2 separate regions of the Homo sapiens genome follow, and region 1 is linked to region 2. Evidence: read pairs that join two places in POLR2A ChIA-PET (ENCODE). Cell type or tissue: PC-3. All regions are shown on one strand. Region 1 has its middle 550 kb from the start of LNCARSR. Region 2 overlaps TLE4 (TLE family member 4, transcriptional corepressor).

What was found. Peaks named below come from ENCODE experiments on the same cell type or tissue, not always from the same donor. Only the 100,000 strongest peaks of a DNase experiment are listed, where the experiment ranks them.
Region 1: POLR2A ChIA-PET joins it to region 2 with 6 read pairs; 1 of 35 experiments calls an interaction of 5 or more read pairs at or near these places.

What each region holds. Positions count from the first base shown.
Region 1 is chr9:79,019,352-79,023,351 of GRCh38, reverse strand. No RefSeq gene overlaps it. Among named protein-coding and RNA genes, the nearest start is that of LNCARSR, 550 kb to the left of the region's middle. RefSeq lists an enhancer at 1-909. In PC-3, no CTCF peak of the experiment used is centred here; a DNase peak (open chromatin) is centred at 2,071; H3K27ac peaks cover 3,208 bases.
Region 2 is chr9:79,662,463-79,666,462 of GRCh38, reverse strand. The region is part of intron 8 of TLE4 (TLE family member 4, transcriptional corepressor); the gene reads right to left. Among named protein-coding and RNA genes, the nearest start is that of TLE4, 92 kb to the right of the region's middle. RefSeq lists an enhancer at 2,844-4,000. In PC-3, no CTCF peak of the experiment used is centred here; a DNase peak (open chromatin) is centred at 1,772.

The DNA.
Region 1 (4,000 bases), 640 kb after region 2:
CCTCCCTGTCTTGAACATATATCAAGAGACCAAGCCTTGTAACAAATTCCACAAGAAATTCAAAGACTAACTCACACATAGCTGGTGGCTAGGAAAACATTTTTTAGTGATTAGATCATAAACTAGTCATCCGTACCATAAAACAAGTTTGCCATCATGTCCTCGTTCATGTGGTAGTTGGTAGTTTTTTTAATGAATACTTAAAAGTAAAGCTGACTTGTTTTCTAATTATAAAAGTATTGCATGCTTACTGTAAAACTCATAGAAAACACTGAAGTGGAAGGAAAAATTCCTAACCTGAAAAATCAGCCACTATTAGCATTTGGTCTGTCTCCACAAAGAAACTTCTAAGAATCAGGACTGTTCAACAGCAGGATTAGGAGTGAGCTTGATATTACTGGAAGCAGACCCCTGGAAGAGAGGGAGACGACTTAGCTCAATTGGTAGGTTACATAATGTCAGTGGAGTACTCTGTGACATTGGATCTTTGGGGGAAAAAATGTCCTGATTTGTAGTGTTGGCCAATTTCCATGGTGTAAATACTCCCCCCGTGGCCAATACCAAGCTATCAACATGCCACTGAATGTGGAGCTGGGATAGGTGAACACTTCAGCTCTTGCAATCTAGTACCAAACCAGACCCAGTACAGCACTGATAGTGTTCTCTAAACTTCTTTTTACCTCTAACAGTCTTGCATTCTTTTAGCCAAAATGTTATTTTCCCTTCTTTGTTACGAAGTTATTTTTCTGCTTCCCTTGCCAGAACCCAGCATTGGCCTCCCAAACTGGTTCACAAACATACTTGGCCCTCTTTCTATTCATCCTTTACAAGAAAACTGGAGAATCTTTTAAAAACACAAATCTGAACGTGCCCTTTTCCCTGCTTGAACAAATTCAATGGCTTCTGCGGTAGGCTGAATACCAGCCCCCCCATTATGTCCATGTCCTAATCTTCAGAAACAAAATGCTACCTTATATGGCAAAAGAGACTTTGCAATTGTGATTAATTAGGAACTTTGGATGGGTAGATTATCACGTATCATCTGGATGGGCCTGATAGACTCACAATGGTCCTTATAAAAAAGAGACAGGCGAGTTCAGGGTCAAAGCAGAAGGTGCTGTGATGACAGAATCAGAGATTGGGATGACGCACTTTGAAGACAGAGAATGAGGCGCAAGTCAAAAGATACAGGTGGCCACTAGAAGCCGAAAAAGTAAGGAAACAGGTCCTCTCCTCAGTGCCTTGAGAAGAACCAGCTTTGCCAACACTTTGATATTAACCCAGTGAAACTGATCTTAGACTTCTGACTTCCAGAACTATAATCAGAGAATATATTCGTGTTGTTTTAAGCCACTAAGTTTGTGCTAATTTTTTATAGCAGCAATAGGAAACTAATACAGTATCCCTTTCTATAAAGTAAAGACAAAGCCCCTTCCAATAGCCTTTGTCTCCTATATGGCCTCACCTGTACCTATTCTGTCAACTCATAGCACTTGTTCTCTTGTTTTTTTCCACTCCATTCCCACTGGTTTTCTTTCAGTCCACTATATTTTCCGTGCCTTGGCTGCAACAGTGCATTTTCCTATGCTGTTACTTCTGCCTGGAATGCTCTTCTCTCTGATTTTTTTTCTAGTTAATAGTTATTTCCTAATTATATGTCAATTTAAGCATAACTTACATAGAAAGGAATACACACACACACACACATATGCATACACACTCATATATTTATGTATGTATGAATACTAACATACATATGTATATATTGTGTATATATGCATATATTTATTATATAAATACAATAAACATAAATTTATAAATAAATGCATGCATATACAGTATATACACATATATGTATATGTATATATATATGACACACATAGAAGAGTGTCTCTCTTCTTCCTTGAATTTATAGCAATTGAAATTTTTACATGTATTTGTATGATTTTTAATTGCCTTTCTCCAGCACTGAGTAGCGTCTATGCTAGTTTTAACTTACTTGTGTATCCCAGGGGCCTGACACATATGAGGTATTAAATAAATATTTGATATGTGATTTAATACTTCCCAGCTCATTCCTCTCTGTGTGTTCAATACACTCTTTGTTCTATAGTCATGCATCCAACCAACATTTACCAAGAGTCAACTTTACACAAAGTTCTGATCTTATACATTCATGCAATTTCTAATAAAAAAGACATAGTAATAACAGCTAATCTCTATTGAGAATTTACTGTATCAAGCACTGTAATAAATATTTTAAGTATAGAAGCTTATCTTACCCTCATGAGTATAATTAAATTTTCAGATACGAAAAAATAGGCCCTAAAATATTTATGTAATTTTCAGTAGACCACATGATGAGAACTAGATTTGAGTGTGTAGATTTGACTGGCAAAACTTTCATTTCTTAGCACAATATTATTGTCCTTTTGAGGTTCCATACTTGTTTTTAAGAATGAATTACATATCTGTGTGTATTATGTATTAGCCCATTTTTGTTCTGTTTTTGCTTTTTTTTTCACTCTGTATTCTTTTTTTAAGAACAATCCATATTGCTGGAATACATTGGTTCTAACTGTTGCCGTGTTTTATTCAACAATATTTATTTATTACAATCTTACAACATCAGAAAGGCCTAATTCTTCTCTAATAGCCATTCCTTCTTCTTCCTTTAATAGTGATGGGCAGCTGAGCACATGGCCATTTAGTTAGGAATTTCACTTCCCAGCATCTGTTGAAGCTAGGTGTGGCCATGTGACTTACGTTCTGAATAATGAGATACGAGTGTTAGACAGGTGTCAGACTTCTAGGAATACTCTTAAATATAAGTGGTATGCCCTCCACTTTTTCTTTCCCCTCCTCCCACCAGCTGCAGCCAGAGCAATCATTTTAGACTAGGAGGCAGAGTAAGTGCTAAGTTGGCAGAGAACCAGAAGAGAGGGAATGTTAGCCACAGAAACCATGCAGCTGCCATATTAGCCTTGGACTTCCGACACTCAGATCTCTGTTACATGGAGATCTATACATCTCTGTCTTGTTTAAGTCACCGTAATTCCGGCTTTTCTTAGAGCAGTCGCACTGTATTCAAATCAAGATATTTATCCATTCCTCTGGTGAAAGACACTGAGTTTCCTCTAACTCTCTCCACCACACTAACAGTGCTTAAATAATATCTACACATTCCCTTTGTGGAGCTGTATGAGATGCCATCTAAGCTAGGGACTTGAGAGTAGGAGTTATGGGTCATAGCTTATAAGAATATTTAATTTGACCAAAAACTGCTAGACTGCTTTGCAGAAAGAGATTTTGTTCTTATTCGTTAGTGTATGCATCCTCCCCCTGAAATGTTCCTTAAACTCAACTGTTTTTGTTTTTGTTTTTGTTTGAGACAGAGTCTCACTTTGTTGCCCAGGCTGGAGTGCGGTGGTACGATCTTGGCTCACTGCAACCTCCACCTTCTGGGTTCAAGTGATTCTTCTACCTCAGCCTCCTGAGTAGCTGGGATTGCAGGTGCCCACCACCACACCCGGCTAATTTTTGTATTTTTAGTAGACATGGGGTTTCAACATGTTGACCAGGCTGGTCTCAAACTTCTGACCTCAAGTGATCTGCCTGCCTTGGCCTTCCAAAGTGCTGAGATTTGTGAGCCACCGCGCCCAACCTAAACTCTACTCTTATAATGTACAGCTTTAGTGATTCTAATCCTAACTTGGTTTAAATATAAGTTATTTCAAGGGGTAACAAAAGAAGATGGAGTAAAATTAGTGGAAACACAAGGAGAAGTGAAAATTTTCCAAACTCATTAGATCAGAAGTGAAATATTCTGCAGTAGCTTGGACTTCAGGTTTGCGTCTTATAATGAAAGAATATATACTATGCTATTTATGGATAACAACAGATTAATTCTATAATTCTTTATAGTTTAATCACTTGACTTCATGCTGAGAGGCTAATACGTCTTTGATAGTCTTGGATTATTAAAAAATAATGCTCAATC
Region 2 (4,000 bases):
GTTCGAAACCAGCCTGGCCAACATGGTGAAACCACATCTTTACTAAAAAATACCAAAAACAAAAAATTATCCAGGTGTGTGGTGGCACGTGCCTATAATCCCAGTTACTTGGGAGGCTGAGGCAGGAGAATCGTTTGAACCCAGGAGACAGAGATTGCAGTGAGCCGAGATCATGACACTGCACTCCAGCAGCAGCTTGGGTGACATAGGGAGACTCCTTCTCAAAAAAAAAAAAAAAAAAAAAACAAAAAAAAAAAACCCCACCCACACACACACACACACACACACACACACACACAGATGAAGGAAACAGCAGAGATTCATACTCATTCCACCTCATTCCTGCTTCTCACTCTAGCCAGTTTACTCACTGCCACTTGTAATTGTGGAATTTCTACTTTTTACCACCAGTGTCTACAGATTTTTAGTTCTTGGCATAAAAAATTGTGCTTTCAAAAACCAAATAACAGTCCAAGACATAGAAATAAAATTTGAGAATTTTACTTCCTTCTAAAGGTCTCTAATAATCCGTGTTAACTGTTCTACTTCTGAAGCTGGCTTCAAGTAACAACTAGAAAGCTGGCAATTTTTAAAAATACTCTTGAAAGAAGAAAATATCATCAGAGCTAAATGGGAGCAGCAAAAAAACAAATAAAATTATTTACTAATTTTGAAAACAGAGAAACCACCTGAAAAGCAAGTGAGGGTATTCAAGTGCCAAAAAATCAGATGATAAATATTTTAGCTCTGTAGTTCAATTGTTTTGCCGATTCCTACAAAACACTTTCTGAATTCGAGTAAAAGGCCCATATCCCGATTGGGAGTCGACAGAACGTTGCCACTGGCATTACTGTCAGTGTTTGCTAAAGGTTCATGTTTGCATGCATTTGCACATCAGCCCGGGCAGCTTCCTGGGAAGACTGCCTTCAGAGCTAGTCCTCCCATCATCATAAACTGGTTTTATATGCACATTTTAAAGAATTCAGGACTCACCAGAAGCTCTGAGAAATGAAGAGGAACGATCCATTAATATATTTTATTCTACTCAGAAGGCAGCATATCGCAATTCCATATTTTAACAGGAACATGATTTGAAGGAAGGGATTGTATCTAATCTTTACTGTGCACCCCCAATGCAGTACAGGCCTGTTTGCCCTCCAGCTGCTGAATCAATACCTACTGATTTAAATATTTTATTTGGACTGCAAGTTCATCTGTCAATACCAACAGGTTTCAAAGTCAGGAACCATTAATATAATTTTTAGTCAGTTGTCTAACAAAAAACAAATCAGAAAAATCTCTCAGCTACATACAGAGGTATAGCTGTGCCTTTTTAATAATCAAAGGAAAACATATACAGAATTGACAAGGAGTTCTTCCCACCTAAATACCTTTCAGTACTAATGCAATCGAACTTCTGTTTTAATACATTTGTTATAAAGGAAATTTTCACCCTAACAATTAACCAAATAGACTACATCCATCGTGAAACATTTCATATGTAATATTCTTCTTTCATTTCTCCCCAGGAAAGAGGGTTGACCCATAAGGAAGAATGGAGAGAGAAAAAAAAAGGGAGGCACAAAGAGAAAAAAGGAAGAAAAGAGAAGGGAATTGAAAATGACAAGGGTGAGCAAAACAGTTTACAAGTGAACATCTGGTATTGACAGGAGGAACTGAACACAGTCTGTACAGTCATGCTGAAGTCTAGAAGGAGGATGGCAATTTGAAAAGAGGGAGGGAAGAAGTGGCAGCGGGAGGCAGGAGGAGGGAAAGAACAGAAGAGGTCAGGGGTGGGGGACTAACTAACAAAAGTACTGTTCCTGGACGCTTACGTATTTAGTCATTATTTGCTCTATTCTCCCAAAGGCAAAAATGTCACCAGCTTAGTTTAAAATTTCCCTAAATAAGGTCAGACTAGGTTACTAACAGATTTTATCATCAAATCAGATTCCAGCCTACGCATCCAATTCAGGAGTCTCATTCAGAGCAGTGACAGTCCAATATGGTTTGGTTATAATCCCTGAGGCGGGGGCTGGGCCAAGGATGTGGAATAACTCAGCTTTCAAGTCCTGATAACTGTGGTACAAACACAAGTGATTATTTCAATTTTCTCTGCAGATTATTTTTTCAGGGCAACCCAATAAACCCAATAATGCCCAGATTTACTAGAAAAATTTTTATTCATTTCCCCATGCACCAGAAAGTAAGCTAATAACATCCCGCTGAGAGTGCTGTCAGGCTAAATCCCTGCACTGCTGAATGCACTGCCGGGATAAATCTCCCTTCACTTTCCATTCCACTATCCACTTTAGGGCAAGGCCCTGGGGACTGCTCCAGATTACCCCTCTGCACGCAGTGTCACAGGCACAAGCCCGAGTGGTCCAATCAGTGCCAAGAAAAGAACAAACTAAAAAAGATTAATTCACAGATGTTCATGCATTTCACATACACTGTGCCCCGTGGCCCGTTGCTAGGGCAACGGGAGACCACCAGTGCGCGCTTTATTGGCTTTATGAAGTGCGTCTCGGGGACTATAGTCCGAGAAACGCTGCATAATAATAGTGTGGCTTTTCTGAAGCCTTGTTTTGTGTTTATCCACATTTAACCTTCTGAGTATTATAAAGAGCACCCTTATGCATAGCTTTCAAGCACTCCTCCCTTCCCCCCAAAACTGCCACAACTTTCTATCTAGAAACATTAAATTGCATCTCTTAGGGGTCCATTTTGGGAAGACCCATGTTTATATTGCTCAACCAGTTCCGTGACCAAAAAAAAAAAATCTACAACCATTTAAAGATCACTACTATATTAGTGCAGCTAACCACATCAACCACCCAAACCCGAATACACACATGCCTTGTTTTCTATGAAACCAGGGGAACCTTGCTTTTGAGTATCAGGAGTCAGTTTTAGCCAGAAGGAATGTCAGAACCAGCAAGCCTCATCAGAGTCTGTCAGAGACGCAGCATCATCCAATAGAACTCTCTGCAGCAGTGGGAAGGTTCTGTATCTCTGCCGTTTTGGCAGTTTCTACAGCCACGTGTGGCTACTAAGGACTCGATATGTGGCTAATATAACTGGGAAAATGGGTTTGAAAATTCTATTTCATTTTAACTTTAAATAGCTTCATGTGACTAGTGGCTACACCATATTGGACAGGGCAGCCTCAGAGGCTTACCAGACAACTATCTATGTTTTTAAAAGTTCCTAAAAAGCTGTCTCTTCAAGCTTTTAGTTTCTGCTTAATTCATAAAAATATAACTTCAAGTAAATGTACACAGAATGGTCTTCATGATTGCCGTTGCCGCTAGCTGTGCGAGTCCCAATCAGCCAGAGTCTTTGTGAAAAAGGCTGAGGGAACAAGACTAACTTTCCCCTCCTTCTCCACCCCCACCCCCACCCCCACCCCCACCCAGGTTGGGAGGTTAAAATCACAAATGTCACGACTCTCAGAGCAGTAGCACAGATCAAGTGTTAATCTAAAGGGAAGGGGTGGGTGAGGGGGAGAACACAGGCTTGTGGGGGCGAGGGAGGATCTGGAATGAAGAGGAGAAAAATAAAGCCAGTGAATAGATCAATAGAAGCAACAGCTTACATTCAGATTCACAGGAGAAAGAACACACGGAGACAATCATTTCCTGGGAAAAGCTCAAGCCTAATGAGAATTTACTCTGCTCCTTTATGCGACAACCAGCCCTTTTGTGGCACGGGTTTCCTGACTGACAGGAACCCGGGGCCCCTTAATAGGATTTCCATATTATTTCCAACACCTGCCCAGAAGTTATTTGTTTACATCGAAGGAGGCAAGATTCTCAAATCAGACATCTGCTTCTAGTTCAGGCATATCTTAGGAAACCATCTAGAAAGCAGCTTTGTTACCATGGTGACATTTTTATTTTCCTCCTTTAGTTGGCTCAAAACATTAGCATTTCCAATTTTATTTTGTTGTTCAAAAGGCCAAATGTCGCTCACAAAAACAGAAGTTTAAAAAAAGATA